3 separate regions of the Homo sapiens genome follow, and all the other regions are linked to region 1. The links are chromatin loops, found by intact Hi-C in ENCODE. Cell type or tissue: heart left ventricle. All regions are shown on one strand.

What was found. Peaks named below come from ENCODE experiments on the same cell type or tissue, not always from the same donor. Only the 100,000 strongest peaks of a DNase experiment are listed, where the experiment ranks them.
Region 2: it touches region 1 in a loop (1.9-fold over the local background); 6 of 110 quality-filtered maps call a loop at or near these places.
Region 3: a loop joins it to region 1, with 2.7 times the contacts of the local background. A loop is called at or near these places in 31 of 110 quality-filtered maps.

What each region holds. Positions count from the first base shown.
Region 1 is chr18:48,837,440-48,845,439 of GRCh38, reverse strand. All of the region lies in intron 10 of CTIF (cap binding complex dependent translation initiation factor), which reads right to left. CTIF-AS1 (CTIF antisense RNA 1) reads left to right here and starts at 3,562. Exons shown (of 3, transcript XR_935449.3): 1 at 3,562-3,951; 2 at 5,208-5,319. RefSeq lists enhancers at 402-902, 6,012-6,790, 6,791-7,569, 7,840-8,000. In heart left ventricle, no CTCF peak of the experiment used is centred here; DNase peaks (open chromatin) are centred at 2,489, 3,949 and 6,449; H3K27ac peaks cover 4,532 bases.
Region 2 is chr18:48,708,461-48,716,460 of GRCh38, reverse strand. It overlaps CTIF (cap binding complex dependent translation initiation factor), which reads right to left. Exons shown (of 12, transcript NM_014772.3): 7 at 4,766-4,842. Among named protein-coding and RNA genes, the nearest start is that of MIR4743, 42 kb to the right of the region's middle. In heart left ventricle, a CTCF peak has its summit at 4,389 (motif pointing left); DNase peaks (open chromatin) are centred at 280, 2,999 and 6,890; H3K27ac peaks cover 5,078 bases.
Region 3 is chr18:48,930,713-48,938,712 of GRCh38, reverse strand. All of the region lies in intron 3 of SMAD7 (SMAD family member 7), which reads left to right. Among named protein-coding and RNA genes, the nearest start is that of SMAD7, 16 kb to the left of the region's middle. RefSeq lists enhancers at 3,466-3,535, 4,977-5,862, 6,121-6,270. In heart left ventricle, no CTCF peak of the experiment used is centred here; DNase peaks (open chromatin) are centred at 3,322, 4,999 and 5,706; H3K4me3 peaks cover 4,905 bases; H3K27ac peaks cover 5,695 bases.

The sequences.
Region 1 (8,000 bases):
GAGTTCCAAGAAGTACAAGGTCACCAGTGTCAAAGCTCAGAGAGGTCAAGTAAAACGAACAATGACCAAGGTCCCCTGGATTTGGTGATTAGAAGAGCATGGGTGACCTTTGCCATGATGACTTCAGTGCTGCTACTGGGGCAGTGGAAGCCTGGGCTGGGCCCCGCAGGGTTGGAGAGTGTGAAGGAGGTCCAGAAGTGCAGACAGAAAGAGCACACCATTTCTTTCTTTTTCTTTGGAATGAATTTCTGTACTTTCTTCTCTCTCTCTCTCCCCCACCCCCAACCCCAACCCCCTTCTTCTCTTCCTTCCTTTCCCTCTTTTCTTTGTTTTTGGAACTTGCCTATGGAAGAAGAAAAGGGGAGGATGCTAGGGGAAAGACACTGGCACAGGGTCACCTAGAATGGTCTGGGAATCTGGTGTGGTTAAAGTAGGAGAGTCTTGAGCCAGTTTAAAGGTAGAGGTGAGGTGCCAGAGTGCAGGAGAAGAGGATAATCAGAAAGGAGGAAAGGATCAAGTACATAGATCTGCCTTAAAGAAGAGTAGTGTCGCCCTCTGAAGTGGGAGGAAGGGCTGGTGTGGCCATGGATATAGGTGCTTGTGTAGATGCTAATGTTGCCTAGCCTGGCACCAAAGCTACAAAATTAGTGCTGTTTTATGTTAATCGCTCTTGCCTGCCCACAGTGCAGACACCTTCAGCAGAGGGGAATGGGCCCCCATGCCACTTTTCCACCAGTCTAACATGGAGCCTTGGTATGGTGGTTATGGTCAGATGTCAGGAAATTTGTGGTTCTGACCTGGCCTTCAGTCCAAGCTTGTGCCCTGTGGTCTGGCTGCCAGCCCTCCTAACTAAGGCGGGCGGGCACCCTAGCTGCGGACCAGGCGCCCCAGAGGGAATAATTAGCCTCCTTCCTGCCGGGCTTGCAAACCACCCCGTACAAAGTAGCGACAGTGGATGTCACATGGGGGATGCTTCATCCCACAGCTGGCCCGGGGGCTGGAAATATAATTTGGGGCTCAGGGTAGACACCAAATTCTTCTGGAGACATTGGATCCAGAAGGCAGGGCTACAACTCCAGCGGCTTCTCCTGTGGACCAAGCTCCAGCTAGTGGCCTAGACAGGGGCTAGTTCTGTTCACAGTGCCTGCAGCCAGGAATCCCCAGGACCCTGGGGTGGGTTTGAGACTCCAGGGAAGCAGCTGTGCCTGCAGCCAGTGCCTCCCAGCTTCCCCTTTAGGCCCTCCCCATCCCTTCTGGAAGCTTCTTCTGTGCTCACTGCCCCCAGTCCAAGATCCCTCCTGAGGAGTGAACAGGAAATGCCTAAGGCAGCTCTGAGGTTCCCCTTTTGAGAGGGGGCCTCTGAGGGTGAACAGCACCTTCGGAATCCTCATGCTCACCTGGCTTACATATTTTGAGTGGTTGTTCTATGTGCTCTGTGTGTTTTTAAAGATCCATTTGATCTTTCTACCAGATGATCTGAGTTAGGCACCACTGCAACGCTCTTCATGTCACAGCTACAGAAACTGAGGCACAGGGAAGGAAATGATTTCTCCAAGAGCACACAAGTAGGTAGAAAAATAGCTTCACTCCTGCTCCCCAGTGAGTGCCCACATAAATAGGCTGATGGGGAGAGGCCGGCCAAAGGTGGGGTGATGGCACATCTCGTTTGCCTGGAATAGTTCCAGTTTTCACCTGTCATCTCAAAGTCATTAGTAAAAGCATCCTTTCCACTCTCCAAACTGCCCTGATGTGGATCATATACGGTCACCTAGATAAGGGAGGGGTGCTGGGAGGTTGGGAGTTTTTCCCAGGCCTCCCAGATCCCCTGGGTAGTCCACAGCCCTCTGGCCTATTCCATTTCCCTTCCCCGTGCCTCAGGGCCCCCATTATAAATGGGGCCTCAGGGCCATCTAGGGGCTGGGTAGCTGGGGTGGGGAGGAGGGCTCGAGAGGCTACCGAGTGTCCCATGGCCTAGAGATGGGTGGTTATCATCACAGGAGATCAGAACTCCTGGCTCGCAGGCGGCACCTGAGCCTGCAAGCCCTCCCCACTCCGCAGGGAACAGGATGGAGTTATGGTCACTGGGAACACTGGGCACAGCTCCCTGCTGGAGCGCAGGGCCCTGGGGAGGGCAGATGGAGGAGAGAAGGGTAGAAGAGCAGTTACGCCCAGCCCCGCACTGGGCAGCCCAGTCAGCAGTGCCTGGCCTAGGGGGAAATCTCTGACCCTCCCCACTGAGGCCACCCTCTCCAGGAAGGACTGCACTGTATGTCTGACTCTGCACAACAGAGCTCCTTGAGACAGGGGATAGTTTGGGCAGCCAGGGGCCAGTCCTGGGGCTTGGGGTGGGTGGGAGGCTCCCCTCAAAGGCTCACAGGTCTCTGAAATCACAGGTCCCTCCACAGCCCCGACATCCACCAGGCTGGGACCCCGGGCAAGCAGAAGGGTAGGGCAGGGGGCTCAGGCTGCCATCTGCTTCTGGCTGAGCCTCCTCCCTGCCCCCAGCTCCAGCCCCTTCCCCCAGTCCCTGCCCCTGCTTCTGGCCCCTACCTCCACCCACCTGAGGCCTGGACTTGACCTTGCTGGCTGTGGGGGCAGGGTGTGATAAGTGTCTCCGTGGAGGGAGCTAGCTGCCTGCAAAGGCATTTTCCGCTCTCTAAAGTAAACAATCAAACAGGAAATTAATCGAGAAACCCACATCAACGGAAGGTTCAGGTTGTGATTTTCACAGCCCCAGAGCCAGGAAATTCAAAGTTATAGTTCCCATAGTAACTTGCCTGTAGAATCAGCGACTGCTGGGCTGGAACAAGGCCCTGTGGGGTCACCTAGGCCAGCCCTGGCCTCTGGAAAGCATTGCCCAGCAGTAAGTCTGAGAGTCTTGGGGGTAGGCTGCTCTTCTGAGGCGGAACATTAATCCTGGGAACACTGTGAGGCCAGGGCTCTCCCTTCCGCGCTAACAGGAATGGGCGCTCGGCTGACCTCTCAAGGATTCCGTTGACCCATCTTCTATAATATATTCCCGTATTCCCTCTAGCACTCCCACCCACAGGCCTGCGTTCTATGAAACGGGAATAATACTCACCAGGCCTCCTGCCTCACAGGCTTCAAGGCAGCCAAGAGCGGGGCTGAGCGAGGCCTGGTTTTTCACACTCAGGCCCCACCACCCTCGTTCTACTCAGTCCCATGAGGCCTGACCTCCCCATCCCCGCAGCCCCTGAATCTTGTAATTGGCATTGGCCCATCCCCTGGTTGTTTCTCTTCCAAGAGACGTTTCAGTTGACTGACAAGTCCAGGAGCTTCGAAAACAGCCACCAAGGCAGCTCCATTACTTGAACGTCCCCGTCTCTCCAACCCTCCCACCCCCTGGCAGGACCAAATACATTGATATTAGCTGAGTGCACACTTAACTGCCCCCGATTGAGAACCAGGTAGATTTAATGAAACCGGAGGCAAAGCCTCCTCCACCTTCCAGTAGGTAGGGGCTGTGCGTCTTGGGTGGAGTTCTCTTTTGTGTGTGAGCGCTGAGGAGTCCCTGCCTGGCAGGAAAGGAGATAAGGGCGTTGGAGCTCAGCCCCAGAAGGAAACAGTCTGGAATCCTTCCCTGAGAGCCACCCTGCCCTCCCACCCGAGATGGCCACTGATAGCCGCCTGGCCTTATCAGCCAGGTGCGGGACCCCTGGGATAACACCGGCTGAGGAGACAGTGAGCGCTTCCCAGGCACCGGGCTGGTGGGAGAGGGGCCTGCCCGCCTGCCCGCCTGCCTGCCCACCAGCCTGGCCCCCGAGCCAGCGTCTTGAATCGAGCAAAGCAGTGGCAAGACAGAAGTGGCGCCTGCTGGAAAGAGACAGAGCGTCTCCTTGATTTCCTAACAGGCCCAGCCATATGCCAGGGGCGGACAGGCCAGCTCAGAACGCCGGGCCTGGCTTGCGAAACAGTCCTTTCCTCCTCTGGGTAAGCTTCCCTGGGGGCGACTAAACCACAGTCCAGCCACTCAATTCCCTAGAGGAGCTGGGCTGAGCCGGGGCCACGAGGGCGCTGCCCTAGGCAGAGAGGTTGAGTTCTCTGCTGTCCCAGAGGGAAGCTCAGGGAGGGCCCGGCTGCAGAGGCCACCCATCAGCTCAGAAGGAGGGCCTCCCCATGCCCAGAGCCCAGGGGCCGCTCCAGCCACTGGCCCCTGCTTGCTCACCAACTGGGCACAAGATTATCTGCAAGGCTATGCCAACCTACAGTTCCCTGAGACTGGGAAGAAGCTTCTTAGAAGATTGTTTATGGGATGCCTACATTAACCAGGTGCCCTCTTAAATGTAGGGGGCTTTTACCAACCTCAGACTTTACAGAGCATGAGTCAGGGAGGGCATAAATAACGAGCAAGGGTCATTGGAGGACTTAGAAAAGGGACACACTGGCCCACTCCTCTGCCACCAAGCACGGAATTTTGAAGAAACCTTTGCTTAAACCATGTTCTTTTTTGCATGATAATCTTGGCATGCTGTATTGAAGAAGGATCAACACTTGTAGTAGCCTGGTTTCCAGACAGAGGTGCCCATCTTCTGGGGTGGGGGTGGGGGTGGGGGTGGAGTGAAGCCTTGTGGCAGGAGCTGGGTTGGAGGGCTATCCTTTGGGTGAGGGAGTGCAGCTGGTTCTGCAGTGGGTTTGGGCAGAATGCAGTAACCAAGGACCAACTGGGTAGGGACAGCTGGGCCGGAGACAATTAAGCTCTGTTACTGTTCAGAGAAGAATCGGGCTGTGCTAAGGGCATAATTAGCATTGTGCTCAGAGGAGCAGCCACCCATTGGAGGAGCAGACAGGCCTGGGCTGAGAAAAGGGCCTGGGGCTGCCCAGGGTGTCAGTAGGGATTTGGTAAGTACTCTTTGCCAAGTCTAAGAGACTCGGAGATAAGAGAAGTTAATTGGCACCTGGAAGTTTGTTTGGCTTTAGAGCCTTACCCTTAGCAGAATATAAATTTTAATAATGGGGCAACTCTTTTTCTAAGTCGAGATGATCTTTTTGGATGAATGAGCATGTGAGTCAATATTCTGTTATCACCTGTGCATTCTCACTGTGTTCAACTGACCAGGCTGCATGGGGATGAGGGCTTAGCCTGGCATTCAGGCGGCTCGCTGGGCCACTTCTGCTCTGGGCCCTACAGTCTTCCCACCTTGCCCCCTTCACAGACCTCCAATCCACCCAAACTCGTCTGTTCACAGGTCTAAGGATGCATCCTGCCCTTATCTGCCTCTGGGTTTTGCTGACAATTCTCTTGGCTGAGCATGCCTTTTCTGATCTTGGCTCCATTGACCAGATCCCTTAAGAACAATGGTAAGAGCCTCATCCAGGAAGCCTTCCCTGATCTTCTCTGACCTCCGTAGCCAGAAGACTCACCACTCCCAGCCTGGGAGCAACTGTTGCTTCTACCTAGTTCTAGGTCTAGTCTAGCATCTACCTAGACTAGCTTTTCTTCACACTGCTCACACAGGCACTTGAGTCCACCTGGGCCTCTCGGAAGACCTGAAGATTGGATTTGAAAGAAAGCATGGCTTTCTGCTGGCTGGGGTGAGGCCATTCGGAAGGGCCTCTGTTCCCTGGGATGCAGCCCCCCAGTGACATAAAGCCTTGGAGCACAACAAGTCCAACTTCTCCAGGGTGTCTGAAGGGGGTAGTAACAACTTTTCATTCATTCACTCATTCAACAAGGAGGCACAGATCCTGGCCTTATAGATTTATGAGTCTAGGAGGGAAGACAGATGTTGCATAAGCAGATCAGCATTTGGAACTAAGGCTGTAAAGTGAGACTGCCTGGATTCTAATCCTGATTCAGCCGCCCCACCAGTCATGTTGTGCAATACAGGCAACCCCTCTGTGTCTCAGTTTCCTTACCTGTAAAGTGGTGATACTAATATTACCTCCCGCCAAGGGTAGTTGCAAGGATTAAAGAAGAGGATGTGGGGTGTTTAGGATAGTATCTGGCACACAGTGAGCTCGGTCAGTGGTGGCTCTTAGAACTGAGTGGGCTGCAAGTGGCACAGTGTAGAGTGTGCTGTGGGGTCAGTGACGGGAAGAACTGTTCTCACCTGGGTCAGGAGAGGAGGCTCAGGGACAGCTTCCTGGGAAGAAACCTTTGAAGCTACAGCCAGGAGAGTGGGGTGAGGAGAGGAAGAGAGGGAAGGACACCACAGGCAGGGAGAAAAGTGAGTCAGGAGTGCTCAGAGAGAGGGTGGCAGGGTGAGACTGAGAACAGGAGGGGTGAGCCAGTGAGAGGGCTGGTGGGGTAATTCAGGGGAAAGGAAACAGTGGCCTAGCCGAGCCGTGGAGAGGCAGAAAAGTGGTGGCCAGATTCAAGAAAATCTGCAAGAGCTGCTGCTCACAGACCCTGGGAACTGGCAGCAGGGTGGCGGTTGGTGGTGAGTCAGGGATGGCCTCGGGGCTGTAGCCGGCACAGCCTGGAGGTCCTTCTCCGGGAGGAGGTGCAGGCTTGGGGAGCAGAAGACAGGTTCCACTAGGACACTTAGAGATTGAGGGGCTGGTGGGCAGGCCCGGGGAGGTGTCAGGGAGATGTGCCTGGGCCTGAGATGCAGATCTAGAGTTTGGGGGCTGCTGCTGCCCTTGAATCTGCCTGTGACCAACACAGGCTTCAGGGCCTGCCCTGGCAAATCACTATTGCTGCCTGTCCCTTGGCAAATCCCTCAACTTCTCCATATGCTTCTGGTTAAGGGGCCACCAAATAAATGAAGTGTTGGAGAAGGCTGTAAAGGTGAACACAGTGCCTAAGTGAAGGCTCCTACACTAAACTCTGTGTTGGCCCCGAGGGAGACAAAGGTTGTGCAGTAATGCATATACTTTGAGCCCACCCAAGTGTGCACAGCCACAGCCTCAAGCACAGACATGCTGTCTGTGTTGTGCTTTCTATGAAGTGTGACTATAAAGGGGACTCGTTTCAGGGGGGCGGACAAAAATCAATCTATATATTTCCTCAGATTTTCTCCAGTATCTGCCTGTGCAAGGACCCAGGTGAGACATCTTCCAGGCGGCCACTGCACCGAGAGGCTCACGTGAGGCGTGGGCAGCCCAGCACGCTCAACTCTAGGAGGGCACTGGCTTGGGAAGGCAGCGCACCTGCCTTCTGATAGGCATTTCGCCTGGGATGAAAGTTCAGTGTAGGCTCCAGCTCCTATGTGAGTCTACCCACAAGCTGACGGGCTGTTGATGTGCCGGGGTGTTGGGAGAAAAGCAGGAAGAAAAAGCAGGTGCTTTGTTGCTGTCATTTCTGGATTTTAATTAATGCCAAGACTACACACTTGGAGAAGTGAGAACTCTTCCTACTTTAGGGACACTGATAGGGAGCAAGTTTGGGGGAAAGTAGAAAAAAAAAAATCAGTTCTTCTATTTTCCAAGGTAAAATAAAACCCCAGGGAAGACGGACTTTGTTTTTAAAAGTCTCTCTTCCTCAGTGTGCCCCCGTTCTGGCATTGGACAGCAAAACCAAATCAGAGTTCCAGAGACAGCCCCACTCCCTTCCCACCAGGGAGGGTGTGGGTGTGGGGGATTCTTAGCCTCGCAGTCACCCAGTTGCCCAGGGCTGCTGGGACAGGTTGGTGGGGGGCAGGGGCTCAGGGCATCTGGGAGCAGGGAGAGGGATGCATCCAGTGGGTAGTTCCCAGCCCTGTGTTTGTACTGGATCCACCTAGGAGAGAAACAGATCCAGCCCTCACTCTTTGATTTTAGGGCTATGTAGGGCTGTGGGGGCCTAGGAATCTGTATAGTAAGATCTCTGGGTGTTTCTGGTGCAGTCAGAGTGGGCACCACTGAGAAAAATGTCTCTTCAGGTGGATGGGAGTGGCAGAGGCTCCATAAATGACTGAGACCCTCTTCTTAGCTCTAATCGCCTTTGTTCAGTTTGGGCTGGGCTCACCCAGGCTCAGGTGCCCCTAGGCCCATAGCTTCCACCCCTGCCTTCAGGTGCTTCCCCCAGCCCAGACCTCAGCCCTCCCCAGCTCCCAGGC
Region 2 (8,000 bases), 130 kb after region 1:
AAGCACCGCTCCTCTCATCCCAACACCCTCCCATCTCCCAAATCCTCCTGGAGGTCTCACTAGTAGTTCAAGCCCCACCTCCTCCAGGAAGCATTCTGGAGCATCTCCCAGGATGGCTGCTTTCTCTAAGCCTCCTCCCTGTTAACACGTGGATGACTGACAGTCATGCACAGCGTTCTGGTTGCTTCTGGAGTCAAGGCACCATTGTGCAAGCTACAGCTCAGGCCCTCGAGAGCAGGGGCCACACCCTATACTTCCCGTATTCTCGGGCACAGCTTATGGCACAGGGTACAGCCCAACCAATCCCAGTAGGAGAACTGAACAGTGCTTCACTGCAGTGTCTGCTGTGATACACATTCAGGAGCGGGGCACTGCCTCCCGGCTGCTGGAAGTGCTGTGCAGACAGCCCTCAGCTGCCAACCCCTAGGACAACTGCTCTGGGCAAAGAGCGCAGCCCCGCCCAAGGTAACGCTCCCTTCCTTGGGCAGTCCCTGCCTGATGACCAACAGACATGGAGGTATCAAGGCCTGCCCCTTTACCCCATCTTGGGACAGCTCTTAAAGAGTCAGCCCAACTTCAGAACCTCCCCTACAGGCTCAGAACTCTCTAAGACTGCACTGCAGCCCAACTTCTCTCTGCTGATACCACTTCCTCTTTTGATCTTCTACCAGTATCAACACCAAAGGCATGCCTTTAAAAGCAGCTGCTGATAATCACTGTCCCAGAGCCTGCTTCCCAGGGAGCTCAGGCTACAACATCCATTCATTGCCTTAATGTGTTCATCTCTTAAATGCAGCCAGGGTGTGGTGGGGAGAGAAAATATCCTCCCCAGCGGTGAGGGACCTCACTCAGGGTCAACTTGGGCAGTGCGCCGGGTCTCCAGCCCTCTAGTGAGCTTGCTCTTCTGGTCTATGTGCTCTGGGCAGAAAGCTTTGAGAAAAGGGGGGGAACGAGCCTTAGCAGCCCCCGTTCCAAGCAACAGGTCTCCAACTTGCATGGGGCCAGAGCATCAGAAGGCATGCTGCTCTTTGAGGAACGCGTGGAACACTCATTTAGCACATTTATGTCACAAAATGCATAATTTTGTCTGAAATCAGCAAATGTCTTTTCTTAGCTTCCAAAAACAAACAAGTGGTTACTAGTTGTTCAAATGTCAAGAACATTCTTGAGGAAACCTTTGAACTGTCCATGAGCTTAATTTTTTTTTTTCAAAATGGAAAAAAGACATCCACAATTCACTAGACGCAGCCCATGGCATCAGGAGCAGAGTCTGCAGGTGACCACTCTGAAGGGGCCTCCTTCCCTGCTAGCCCAGGCTCTGCCCCCTCTGACAGTGTGGGTAGGGCTTTAAAAGTGGATCCAGGGGAAGGAACAATTGATCCTAGCGGCCCGCCCCTGGAGGGAATGCAGGGCAAGGCTTTCCGGGTTTGCTGCCACAATCACAGGACAAAAGCTCCCCGCTCACTGCAGACACCTGTGCTCCACACTTACCTTGAAAGCCTTCCTGAGCACCTAGGACCCCCTCTGACCTGCAGAGTGGGCCAACACTAAGACCGTGTTTCTAGGTGCTTTATTAGAATCAGCTCCTTTCAGCTCCCTGACTAGTGAACCCATTTTGTAGAAGAAGGGACAGGGCTTTCAAAAGTGATGTAATTGGCAAGATCATAGGGTGAGTGAGGAGAGGAGGTGGGATTCCCATCCAGCTCCTAATTCCAGGGCATGTCCCTAAACTGCTATATAATTCAGCTTGCTAACAGCCTCAGACTTAAACAAGTGGAAAATAAAAGCAGTAAGGCACACAAAAACCCCTGAGAGTGCAGCTGGAACTGGGATGGGACACAGACTTTGATGAAGCCTAGGACTTTAGGTCCCAGTCTGAAAATCCCTGCTCCAGGCTGTGGGAAATTGCATGCTCCTAGCTTCAGCAGCACGCTCATGCTGCCTGGAGTTTGCAGCTATCGGACACCAACTCCAGCCACTTTGCAGGAAGATGGAAAGCCACAGACTCCTCTCCATTCCAAGGAGAGCCACCAAGCCACCAGAGGGATACAGCTGGCCCCTTCCCTTCATATGGTGGGGGGAGATCAGAGGCATGGCACAGATGCTGGCTGTGCCCTTTGTCCACCAAATCTGATTCTGGTCACTTCTCCCTTTGCCACCATGCGTGCCCAGGAAATGCAAGCCCCTCCCAGTGTAGTTTAAGCCCAGAATATTAGGAAGGTGAACCTGCTGCACACAAGTATGGACTTCCAAGGTCAAATATGCAGGTTTGACACTTAGCAAGGCTACTACTATGGGTCATTAGCTGGGAAGGTTAGGGGTCACCTGATAATATTCTGCAGCGGCTCTTTGGGTGGCAGAATCCCACGATTTCCCAAAACAGACTCAGGAGACCCCTGCTTTTAGACAAAAAGGTCCTTAAACTATATGGCTGCCTGCTTTCCTCCTGAAAGTCCCCATCACCTGAGGACTCCACGACAGCTCCAGGCTGTGAGTGAGTAACGGATTCTACCGCATCTAGAAGAGGAATTAGAGCGGGGCGCCCCGACGAGCACACGCTCTGTGTTCAGGCATGGCTGCTGCTCTGACTTGCACAGTGTTGCCCCAAATGGTCAAGATGTTTGCTCCATAAGTCTGTCTTCGGTCTAGCTGAAAACTCTGTTCTTCCATCCAAGCTGACTTCCTCTAGTCTGGGTCCCTGTGGACATGGAGGCAGCGGCCCCTCATCTCTCCGTATAAATCTTTCATGAGTTTCACGGCACGATGTTCCTTCCCTCCGGCCTCCTCTTCCCTGGCCCCAGCCCTCCAGCACTCCTCACAGGACATACTTTCCACCCCTTTAATCATCTTTATTGCCTCACTTTGGACCCTGGCCCGTCCACATCCTTTGGGAGGTGTGCTGACCTAACCCGGACATTGGTGAATGTGAGCGCAGCTCAGCGGAAGCTCGGCTTCCCAGCCGTTGCATGCCGCGCTCCTCTTCCTACATCCCTGGGTCACGCTGCTGCTTTCCGGAGGCCTGCCACTGTCCAGGGTCTTCCTGCTGAGTGAGGTGACCTGGCCCAGAAATGGACATGCAGGCTGACCTGGATGCTGGGTGGCAGCCTGCCATTGCCTGGGCGCAGAGAGGTGGGGCAGAGGGTGACTTCTCATCAGGAAGCTCGGGGACTCTCCACACCTCCCAGACACACACTCTGGGTCTTCCCTGCCATCAGAGACTACAGGGCCAGAGGCAGAGGACATAAAGCCTTTGCTCTCTCTGACACCTCCCAGGCCCCTGTGAACCCTATTCCTCCTTGAGGGGTGCTGCCTCCTTCTTCCCTCTACCAGGAACCCAGAAACCAGGAATTTGCCTCTGTGATGCTGCACAGCAAAAAGGCAGCACACACGATGCGATAAACTGTACTCTGGTCAAGGCAGGAACAGGCCTGGGTCCACCTCTTCCTGCTCAGTGTTCCTTTTTGATGCCTGGTGCTTCTACAGAAAGTGTCTGGTGGTTCTGATTTCTAAGCCAGGACACTGCCTTCTTCCCAAGCTACTTATACATTTGCCATCCTCTGTGAATGTGTTCAGATCCACTTAATCCACCAGTGGATGACAAAGCAGTCTGGGCACCCAGGCCTACATCCACCCTGAGAGTTGCAGTCACCACCTAATAATCCCTATTCAGGGTGTGCATGCGTAGGGAAGGATCAGAGACCCTGGTCTCAGCCTAAGGAGGTGGCCAGCCAGCCTGAGCACAGGCGCCGCTAGGGTTCTGAGCAAGGCATGTCCACCGGCTGTTTCTTGGCCCTCAGAGAACATTCTCTGTTCATTAAAGGTAGAACCAAAAGCCGTCATCTTTATCTAAGAATATATTCCCTATAGAGGAACACCTCATTTTAATTCCTGAGGCATAAGCCTTTTTGTTCGTTCTTTTTTTGGTATTTCCATCCAGAAATAATTTATGCATGTTCAAGCAAAAAATATACTCTAACTCCCCCTTTTGCATAAATGACCACACATAAGAAACATTACTCTGCACCTGAATTTTTTCCACTTAAAATATATCTTGAAGATCTCCCCTTATAAGAAAGCCTTTTTGAAAATAAATGCACACATTCCCAGGATGCTCAATTTCAGCTGCATGTTCTTATCCAGGGCTACCTCATTGCCCCTTTCCTGGCCCCATTGTCACTCGGGAGTCTGAGCTCCACAGGAGATCTCGGTTTCTGCCTTAGTTTAAGTGGGTTCCCCCAGGAATTTGGGAGCAGTAGCATGTGCCATTGCTGATCTGTGTGTTGCCTGTGACAGCAGAGCCAGCACGCATGAGGGACAACCCCCAATGACCAGGGAGGAGGAAAACAGATACTCTTGCACTTGTGAGCTCCAGGAGCCTCCTGGAGGCCATGTCTCAAAACACACAGCCAGCCAGTCCTATTTTCTGAGGACCACTATTGTTGCTTTGAGGTCAGCGGAAACAGCATTTTTCCTCCTGAACTGCAAAGCCTGGTCACTGCCTGACCCCCAGGAAGAGGCAGTGGTGATGGTGGGCTCTCAGCCAAACGCCTGAAGGGAGCCAATCCCTAGGCCAACAAGAGAAGTGGAGCCGCCACTCTGCCCCTGGGGAATCCCCAGCCAGTAACCAACCCACGATGCCACCAACCCCATCTCATCAGGATCAGCTGGTGACTGGGAAAAGCGAAATGCAGGCCAAAGCTGACGTCGCTACAGATGGCAGAAGCAGGAAAGGAAAACCCAAAGCTCACGACGAAGTCTCTCCTACCTTCGATCATTTCTCCTCCTGCGGAACAGCTTCTTGGTGTGTGCGATCTCCACTTCATGGGGCATCGGGTGGTAGCCCTGTGTCATGGGGGGAGGAAGGGGGATCATTAGTAACTCCTGAAAGAGAGCAAAGCACCTCTGGGACTGCACTAAGTACACCAGCATCTAAGACAGAAAGACATCAAGAGTTTGGAGAGACTAGACTCTAACCACCAAATCCAGACTGAAAAAGGAAAAACAGTAGAGTCAATGAACTTCCTACCAGGCAGTGATGCTGGAATTACAGAATCAAAGAACAGTAGGGACAATGAGGACCTTAGAATCCATTATGTCCAAGTCCTTGAATTACAGATGAGACATTCAAATCTGGAAAGATGAACAAGCTGGTTCAAGGTTTTGCAGAAAATGAGCAACAGAGCTGGGGCCAGGTTCTGCAGCTCACTGGCTGTGCATCCCAGGACAAGTTACTTCTCTAAGCACAAGTTCCATAACACAATGGGAATGTTACCCTTCTTCTCTGGGCTGCTAGAGGACCAAGGAGGTGAAGCCTGAAAACCCTAAGCCCTGTGAAGAGGAAATTTGTCTCCTAAACCTAGTCCAGGCACCCCCAGTGAAATTTTTACCCAAGATCTTCTTTCCCTATATTGCCTAGGGAGTATTTAGGAAAACATGGAATTAGCTAAATTACTTTTTCAGCATTACTATCATCATTATTATTATTATTTGAGACAGGGTCTTGTTTTGTCATCCAGGCTGAAGAGCTGTGGTACAAACACGGCTCACTGCAGCCTTGACCTCCTGAGCTCAAGCAATCCTCCTTCCTCAGCCTCCCGTGTAGCCAGTATCATAGGCACACATCACCACGCCTGGCTTGTTTTTTGATTTTTTGCAGAGATGGGGTCTCACTTTGTTGCCCAGGCTCCTTTTTCAACTTTAAAGGAGGAACTGGGGAAAATTCTAAGGATAGTCTTTTGCGTATTGTCATCATGACAGCAACTATTTCTACATCTACATCAAGGTTGGAGAGAGACCCTCTATTTGCAACCCAGGGCAGATCCTGCAAATGCAGGATCACAGGCAGAGCTATTTGCACAAGCTGGGCTGATGGCCAGCTCTGCTCTTACCACCTCTTCCCATCCCTCCTCCAACAGAAAAGTGTGTTCTGGTGTGGACATGGCAGAGAGCACCACCATGCACTACCATTCCATTATGAGCGGCCTGGGGTGGAGTAGGGGGTACCAAGGCTTGGAGTCAAGTGGGAGGGAGTGGTCTGGCTTGGACCTGGGACACCTGGGTATAGGCCTGGATGCAGAGGCCATAGCCTGAGTGTGACTCCCACCCACCTGCAGCGACCTGAGCATGCGCTGGATGACAGGGAGCCACAGGGTCCAGGCTGCTGGAGAGCAGTCAGAGGGGGTCTATTCTGGCCCACTCCCCACCTTACAGGCAGGGAGCCCAAGGCCCAGAGTGGCCACACAGTGAGTTAGAGATCATAGTCCTGTGGGTTACACCCTGTGGTGGGGCACATGCAGCCCTCGGGATTCAGGTTCCATAAAGGAGGGTCCCACTGTTTTGCCTTCACGGGGCTCAGCCCCCAAGCTCATGGGGGAAACTGACCACCCTGGCTATGCTGGGACTGGCCAGTTTTGGGGAGCTTCCCAGAGAGGTAATGGGAGAACAACAGACTCAGGAGGACACAGGGACCTTGGAGTTATGGCCACTTGGCCTGGACTGGATTGAGTGCAGGGAGGGAGCAACACATTTCAAAATACATTTTAATAACAATCCTTTCCTCTCACCCCCGTCTCTCTTGCCTCCAACAATCTAGCCAAGAAAGCATGAATGAATTCCGGGCTCCAGGCAGCCACAATAGGCCTCTGGGGCCTTAGGATGTGCTTTGTTTAATGGTTTTCTCAAAGGATATTATTTGTTTTCTTTAATACAAAACACAAATAAGGAAAAACACCAAGTCTTCCCCTCTCGTTTCCCCTCTCCCACCCTGACTAGGCTCTGGGCTGGCCCCCTTCCCTCTTTCCCTCCCTCCCTGCCTCTCCAGGTCACTTCAGGAACACACCGGGTGTGCCCCAAGGAGACAATGGACAGGAAGCCGAGGCTCCCTACCGGCGGCGGCAGGGACTAGGATCTCGGCTCTGAGGCCGGGCAGAGGGAACTGGCCATAGCCCCTAGTGTAACACGAGCCCAGGGGGTGCCAGCCTCCTCGGTGTGGGCCTCCAGCCCTGGGCTCTAACCTACCTCCTGGCCTCCTTACCTGCACACAGGCAGCAGCCATGGGGAGCTAACCCTGTCCCAAGACTCAGTGTGGCTCAATGGGGCATACCGGGCCACTCGGGGCTTCTCATGAAGCCACTGTTAGGTCCCCTGTGTCCACCCATCCATCCATCCCAGAACAACTCACATCTATGTAGTGTATGTGTATAAACCATGACAGTGGTTAGAGGCCTGTGCTCTAGAGTTAGACTGTGAATGTCAGATCCTGGCTCTTCCTCTTGATGGCTGTGTGACTTTGAGCAGATGACCTAACCTCTATGTGCCTCAGTTTCCATATCTGTAAAATGGAGATAATAGCATCTGGCTGCTAGAATCCTTGTGAGGATTAAATGAGTTCCGAAACATGTAAAGAACATAGGATAATGCTTGGTACATAGTAAGCCTCATTGTCATCATCACTGTCATCGATGCCATCATCATCATCATCATCGTTATCTTTCCTGTGATCCTGACACTCTGCTCAGGGCTGAGTGTGCCAGGACAAACAAGGCAGCACAGGCACCTGTCCTCATGGAGCCCCCAGCCTTGGAAAAGAGTCCAGCAGGAAGTGATTTGCAGGGAGGGAGGGCATGGGAAGCTCAGGCCATGGAAGGAAGACAGAATCTGCACAGTGCCTGGTGGTCCAGGGTGGTGTGCTGGGGGAGGATGGAGAAGCTCTATTTTATGCTGTTTTTGGCCTGGGGCTGGAAGACTATAGTGAGGCGAAAAATGAGTGGAACAAAGTGACAGAGGTGACAGAACAAAGCCTTGCACCCTCTGAGGTCCTCCCTCTCCAGGAACAATCCAGGCCAGGGCTATAGAGGGCTGGTCCTATGTATAAGGCCACCTGGGGCCTCAGCCTCAATGTGGCATCTAGGTGGATAAGTGAATGGACCTTACTGCCTTCCCTGGGGCCTTTTACATAGAACTTCCAGCACCGGGAACCTCCTCCTGCATGCAATGGGGGG
Region 3 (8,000 bases), 93 kb before region 1:
CCATCTGGAGTTTCTGTCTGGGGGCTTTCATTTTGCCTGTCTGCTGTCCTGGTTTGAGTGGGTTGAGGGAGCAGCATCTCCCTTGTGAGTTGTAGGTTATTCAGCTGCAGACTCATCTTCTAGCCTCCTCCTTTATATATGAATGTCTGGAGCTGGCTGGGCCTCAGCCATATGGACCTGCCCAGTTAGGGTAGGGATTGGAAGCCAGCAACCACTTGTAGTTATTTAAACTTCAAAAGAAGTGCTCCCATGGATCTCAAGGAGGGAGGTAGGAGGCAGTGGAGACAGAAGTGCTCACGTGTCCTGGGAAACTCCATCTCTTGGCTGTGCGAAGTCATGCTTGTTGGAGAGACCCGGCACCATGCCTCCAACCCAAGGGTGGCCAACTCTTTGCTTGAGATTCATATGTGGCTACTAGTCCCCAAGTCTGGGGGATGGGAGCGTCCTTGAGTCAGTATCCATTCAGCATCCAAGGATGTTTCTGTCTCCTTCTCTTTGATCCTTGCTGGCATCTGTCATAGTCTCAGAGGAGAGCCTTCAAAAATACCTATATAATCTGAAAATGCACCCCTGGCTCAGTCCACAGTTGACTTGGGCTCAAACCAAGTAGCTTAGGAAACATTGCTCCATCCTGTTTTAAGGAAAGTTAATCAGCTGCACGTGAACAATTATTCATTGTCTGGCTTGGAATTGTGATCATGAACTGGGAACCTGGGCCTGGGCGCCTGTTGCTCTGCTTTTAAATTAAGTCACCTCCCCCTGCCTGGCTACAAAACAGCTCATGGTTTCACTGAGGTCTCTAATGCCATTGTGGAGTGAGGGCAGGGGGCACAGGTTGAGCTCACAGGCATGTGGGCCTTTCATCCAAATGCTCATGAGCGTGGACTTTGGGGGACTCAGGTGGACAGGTGCTTGTGACCATGAGCAAGCTCCTTCCTTCCCATCCCCTTAGTACCCTGCAGGCCACTGTGAGAAATGACGGCCTAGAACTCAGGGGACACCTTCTGCCTCTCCTTAAACACCTGCCAACAGGATGAGTCAGGGCTGGGGCGGGCTCACCTGGTGCACACCCACACCCTGGTGAAGACCAGTCCTGGACCCCGCCTCTTCTGCAGTGCCCCAGGTCATGCACTTCCCCCTGGAGAAGGGCTTACTGATAAAACCCCTTTTGTCCTGGAAAGAATGAGGCAGTCCGGCAGGGGTTAAATACAGGGTGACAGCATTTAAAATCTCTGGAGCAAATTTGGGCTGCTCTGCCGGCCAGACAAGATGGTCTGCTGCCGCCTCACGCATCCTGTCCCCAGGCTGAACTGGGCCAGCAAAGGGAGAGGGCCAGGTGAAGGCCAGGCTTTGGGTGGTGTCACTTTTGGTGACACTGTAGCATGCTGATTGCCCCTCACTTCCTACACACACACACACACACACACACACACACACACACACACACATGCCTTTACTTAGCAAAGCCTGACTGTAGCTGCGTAGACTTGTACACCTATGGGACCTCCGTGGCAAGCTCAGAGCCGGTGGAGCAGTGAAAAGGGAGGAAATGCCGAAGAATTCATGATCAAGTTTGGCTTCCTTTGCTTCTTTTTAAAATTTTTTAATGTTTTAATTTTTTTTTTTTTTAATTCGAGATGGAGTTTTGCTCTGTCGCCCAGGCTGGAGTGCAATGGCAGGATCTCGAGTCACTGCAACCTCTGCCTCCTGGATTCAAGGGACTCTCCTGCCTCAGCCTCTGAGTAGTTGGATTGCAGGCGTGCACCACCACGCCCGGCTAATTTGTGTACTTTTTTGTAGAGAGAGGGTTTTGCCATGTTGGTCAGGCTGGTCTTGAACTCCTGACCTCAGGTGATCCGCCCGCCTTGGCCTCCCAAAGTGCTGGGATTCCAGGCATGAGCCACTGCGCCCGGCCTCTTTGCTCCTTTATTATTGTTGTTACTGTGTCATAATTCCTTGCAGAATTATGATGGCCAGGCTGGTCTTTACTTCCTTCGGTCCAGGCCTTGAACTCGGAGCAGCACTCTCAAAGCAGTTGTCTTCACCTGGCAGAAGAAAAAAAAGGTGTAAAGTGCTGGTTCCTGGACTTGCTCGCACACTAAAATCCCTCGGGATTCAGCTTCCCAGATAACTTTCTTGCTTCTTTGTAGAGACATTTGAGAGAAAACTATTATTAACTATACATGGTCCACTGTTTTGCTTTGCTGTCATGAATGGGATTGTAAAAGGGACCCATGGGACCGGGTTTCCTTTTGGGACGATGAAAATGTTCTGGAACTGTAGAGTGGTGATGGTTGCACAGTTCACCGAATGTATTCAATGCCATTGGTGGCACATTTTAAGTTATGTGTATTTTACCACAAGTTTGACCAAAAAATGGCCAGCGGTAGGTTTTAAATACATGTAGATACTTGGATAATCTATAAGGAACAGTGATTGTGGAGAGTAAAATTGGAGAGACTTCTGTTAGTTGCCTAGGACCTGATGATGGTAGACACTTGTTTTGGTGGCAGCCCTGAGGTCACATGGGAAGTACATTGATGGACCAGGGAGCAAGGCTGGTAGCCTGCCTGGGATCTCGTGTGTGTGTGTGTGGTGTGTGTGTGTGTGTGTGTGTGTGTGTGTGTGTGTGTGTTTTGAGATGGAGTCTCACTCTGTCACCCTGGCTGGAGGGCAGTGGCGTGATCTCGGCTCACTACAACCTCCACCTCCTGGGTTCAAGCCATTCTCATGCGTCAGTATCCCTAGCAGCTGGGATTACAGGCGTGCCACACCATGCCTGGCTAATTTTTTTCTAGTAGAAAGGGCGTTTCACCATGTTGGCCAGACTGGTCTCGAACTCCTAACCTCAAGTGATCCTCCCGACTTAGCCTCCCAAAGTGCTGGGATTATAGGCGTGTACCACCACGCCTGGCCTTCTGCTGTGTGTTACCTGAGCAAGCAGACACATCTGTGCTGATCCTTCGACCTTCCTTTTTTCTTCGTGGGTTCCAGAAATGAGAGACAGGAAAGTTCCCTCTGGTTTGATTCCCGGCCTGACTTTTCTGCTGGGGGAAGTGAATATGCTTGTTCTCACTCTGCGGGGTCCCCCTGGCCTGCCCATCCCAGTGACTGCGAACCAGGATGGTGCCAGGGTTGGCTCCAAAAGCTGGTGATCCAGACCCTTCCTGGGCCCCTGGAGACCCCAGTCCCTGTGATGTCCTTGCCCAAGTTCTAGGGCTGCAGTGGCCGTAGGTGACTGGCCCGGGCACCCTCCCTTTGCGGGAGCCTCGTGAAAGGATACTGTAAGCACAGCCACAGGGAGGTCACCACTGGCCCTACCACCTCTCGCTCGGTATTGAATGGCTAGCCCCAAGCCTGGCTGCCTGCCTACTGTCACACAGAGGCTTCCTCTCCGGGCTATTTTCAGCGGGAAGATATTATTAACTGCTGAGGCACAGTTCTCAATTTAGTGGTTAACACACCAAGAAAGCAACACTCACCTGATCCCGGCCACTCTACCTAAACCTGTTGGCTCACTTGGGGGACTCGGCTGCCCCCCAGCCTCTCTGTTTCTCTCTGTGGGTTCACCTGGGAGATGTGGGCTTCCACTCCCGTGGAAGGTGCCCCGTGGATTCAGTATCTGCTAGAGAGAGAACCAGGCTTCTTACGAAGCCAACTCTTAAAAGGTGTAGAAAATGATCGTATTTATACTCTAAGATGGGGACATTTTTTGATAGGGGTGGGCACTGGCTGGGAAAAGGGACTTTCAGCGGTGTTGAGGACAGTTATTTAAAACAGGGTGATAACTTTCACCTTGTAAGTTAACAGGAAATATTGGGACAAGACAGGAAATTGCATCATCTTTTTTTTTGAGAATAACTCCAGAGAAAAGTGGTTCGTGAAAGGTAGTGGCTGAGAAACGGCTAGCCTGTTTTCTGTTTTGTGTTTTTTTTTTCTTCCCTTCCACTCCCACGAGAACATGTAGGCCATTTTCTTTAAGAAAGAGGCTGTTTGAGAACTTTATGTTATTTTTATTATTTAAAAAAATATTTTACCAGAAGGGTCACCTTCAGTTGAAATGTTAACTGCCGCCTTATTTCCCATTTTACTAAAGAATCTTTCATGACTTTTTCAGCTTCCTTCCCCAAATGGTAAGGCCAAGCAGCTCTTGGCTGGAAGCTAATTTTGGTTTGGCTGGGGAGTCCTCAACACTGAGCCCCACCCAGTGTCATTAGCTCAGTTTTAACTTGCAAAAAAAAGATTGTATTTTTTTTTTTGATGGGGGGTACGTAAGAATTTACTCACGCCTTTAGCCTTTTTACCCACCCCCGGTACTGCCTTCCCCTAACAGAGGCACCTGGCACTTAGCCGCCGGGAACTCAGGGCTGCCTTCGTGTTTTCAAGCCACCGTGTCCCCCTCATCCTGCAGGAGTTCTGTAACTTTCCTGAGACTATTTCTAGGGTGCTAGTGAGGAGTGGAGGGGAAATGGGTCTCGGAGCTGCCCTGGTACAGCTGTGTCCAGTAACGGTGCTGTGCTTTGGAGGAAGGAGTGATATGGTTCACCTAGAAGCATCTCCCAGAGAGGGGGCTTATCACAGCCCTACAGTGGTGCAGATAAGGTCCAGTTCCATTTTTTGTCTCTGGGTTTCTAAATCCCCTCTTTGTTGATGTCATTGTTCTAATGACACAGGGCATGGGACAGTGCCCCGGCCCGTGCTGCCAAGGAGCCGTCTTTAGGACAGAGACCAGAAAGAAAGAGACCTGTGTGTGTGGCTGGCCCGCTCTCCACTCACGCTCACCCCCACCCTCCCAGCTTTTTCCTTAGCGTGCTTTGTTTTGTTTTCATAACACAACAAGGGCCCTGGGGTGTGTAAAAGCATTGTTGAACACTTGGTGAGGGCAACTTGTCCAAACAGAGCAGGACGCCAAAGCAGAATGCTGTGGGCAGGTGGTGTGCCCACAGAGGTTGGTGGGCCGGCGCCGGCCTTGGAAACACCTCTCAGTGGCATATGCCGCGGCGGCTGAGTGTGACCTAGCGCAGAACAGGGCTTCCCTCTTGTGTCCTCCGTGGGGAGTCCAGGAGAGGGACTTGGTCCTTCTGGCTGACTCCGTGCTTGGAAGGTGTGCTCCCCTCTCAGGTGGGTTCACATGTGCCTCCCTCTGCCGGGTGTGAAGCTAGGTGGGCCCGCTGCTTTGGAAGAAGCCAGTGTGTCCCTGTGGTTTGTTTATGGAGCAAATATGTATTGACACCTATTATGTGCCAGGCTGTGTGCTGTGCAGAGGACCAGTTCCTGGGCTGGGTTAGAATTAAGAATTGGCAGTTGGAATGGCTTGTCCGAAGGTGATGTTGAATCCATGGGGATGGAGCCGGCGGGAGGGGGGATTGACTAGGAGTTGCCTCTACCTGGAGGCAGGCAGGGGCAGCTTCTGTAGGACAGAGGAGCCTGGTCCCTCCATGAAGCCAGGCCATAGGTGGGGGAGGTGCAGGGTGGGCCCCCTGGGATGGGCCTAGCTCTTGAGTCATCCACTTCTACTTCTGCTTTGGTTGTGTGGTCTGTTGAGAATTGAGATAAAGCAAAGCTTGTGGATAAACAGAGGTAGGTCTCCCGGGTTTTGGTTCCAGCCCGCCTCCCCACCCCGCTTCTTGCTGATTGTAAGATGACAGCAGGAAGAACAGGAGCTGTGGTTATAATCCACCCTCCAGACCCTGGTAGTACCTGGGGCACAGCACAGAGTGGAAGTGACCAGCCTAGCGCCAGGCTCCTCAGTGGACCACGGCCAAGGGGTGGGGAAACATCTGGAAAGACAGTATCTAATGTCTTGACAGCCAGAGGAGAAGTGGGATGTTTTCAAAGCCCAGGAGTGACTTTCCCTTTGTAACTCCAGAGGACTTGATTCGCAACGAAGACCATCTGGGGGATGAAGGAAATTCTTGCTTTTTAATTTTAAATCTGAGGGTTAAGCCCGTTTCTGAGGTGTCAGCCCTGTGTGTGAGGCCCTGGCCTGTCTGGGGTTGGGTTTGGATGAAATAATCTAAGATGCAGTTACCAGGGTGTTTCCTTTTCACATTCATCCTTCTCTGTCTGTTCCCCCGGGGCCAACCGATGGCTTCCAAGCTCTGTGGAGTTCACTAATTGAATTACTCTTCTCGCTCCTCCGTGAAGCCCCACCAGGAAGAAAAGGCGGGGAGAGCTGCTTTTGCTGGGGGGTTTGATCAGAGCAGAAAGGGAAGATCTGGTCTCAATTCCAATTTCATCTTGCAAAGTCGGGACTTTCTTTCAGCCAGAAGACAACTCAGATAACCAGGCCAGCGACTGTGTGCTCATTTCAGTATTGCTTTCTTACGTTTTGATCTGCGACTGTCACTCAACAGGAACAAAAACAATAAGACGCCAAGATATGACTGTGCCGTTGGCAGATTAGCTGTCTGCATTTTCTGGGGTGGCTCACTCGGAGGTTAAATGATTGTCCCTGTCCCCTGTCCCACCTTCCAGTCACCTCATGAAGCTGTTAAGTGTCTCCTTCCCCTGCAGGCTAAGTGAGGATCATCAAGAGCTGGGCCTGGGGACCTTGTCAGCCTCACTGCAGCCTCTGAGCCAGCCCTGCCCCACCCCCTCATGAATCAGTAACCAAGAGGGAAAATTAAAAAGTTAGTTATCAGTGTGATCTGAGTGCACCATACCGTTCTTACAAATAGATGGGCCCCATCTCCTGCTCAGTGGGGGCACAATCAAAACCCTGCTGGGGGGGCTGTTTTCTGGGGAAGAGCCCAGGATCGTGGGGCCTGCAAAAACTCAGAAGCCCCCCCACCTTCCCCCCAGGGTGTCCAGGATGCCCTAGTCCCAGGAGGGGGCTGGGAGAGAATTACAATGTCGGGGCCAGCATCCTCCACTTTCCTGTCACTAGAGGCTGGCCTGCTCTCCTGGGTTGAGGCCGAGTGTCTCAGCCCCTGGCTGGCCACATGGCCTTGCAGGAGCCATTTCTGTGTTCTGGGCCTCAGTTTTCTCATCTGCAAAATAAGGGCTTGGGCTTGGCTGCCAAGTCCCTTCGGTGATCTGTGATCTTTGTCTCTTGGATTTGAGGGGTGTGGGAATGATCCCCCTATTGATGAGATATCCCTATGGAAGCCAAAGACTGCTTCCATTTTAAAATAAAAAGGTTGTAGTTCTTTCTGTCTCTTGGCTCGCAAACTCTTCCAAGTATGGGTGAAAGCTGAGGACTCTGTTCAGAAAAATGCATGCTATACCACAATTTGTATACATCTGCAGGGGGCCGATATCTTTGCTGAAGCCCAGTCCCACCCGTGGAATCCCCAGTTCAGGAAATCTATGCTTATGAGGACTAGTTATGGGGGTGCAAAGGAGAGCCTTAAGAGAGCTGAGGCCTTTTTCTTTTATTGTGGTAAAATATACATAAAATATACCATATTAACAATTTTTAAGTGTATAGTTCTGTGGCATTAAGTACATTCATATTGTGCTATTATCCCCACCGTCCACATCCAGAACTTTTTCATCTTCCCTAGCTGAAACTTTGTTCCCATGAAACACTAACTTCCCTTCTCCCCTCCCCCAGCACTTGGCACCCACCATTCTTTCTGTCTATGAATTTGCCTCCTCCTCTAGGTACTTCATAGAATAGTGGAATCAGACAGTGTTTGTCCTTTTGTGATCGGCTTATTTCACTTAACATAATGCCCTCAGGGTTCATCCATACTCTAGCGTATGTCAGAATTTCCTTCTTTTTTAAGGCTGAATAATATTTTATTGTATGAATATTCCATGTCTGGTTGATTTATTGCTTGATGGACACTTGGCTTGCTTCTACCTTTTGGCTATTGTGAATAATGCTGCTGTGAACATGGATGTGCAAATACCACTGGAGTCGCCGCTTTCAGTTCTTCTGGGTATATACCCAGAGGTGGAATTGCTAAATTACACTGTCATTCTGTGTTTAATTTTTTAAGGCATCGCCAACGGTAGGGCCTCCTTGACTTGTGCCTCATGTGTCGGCACAC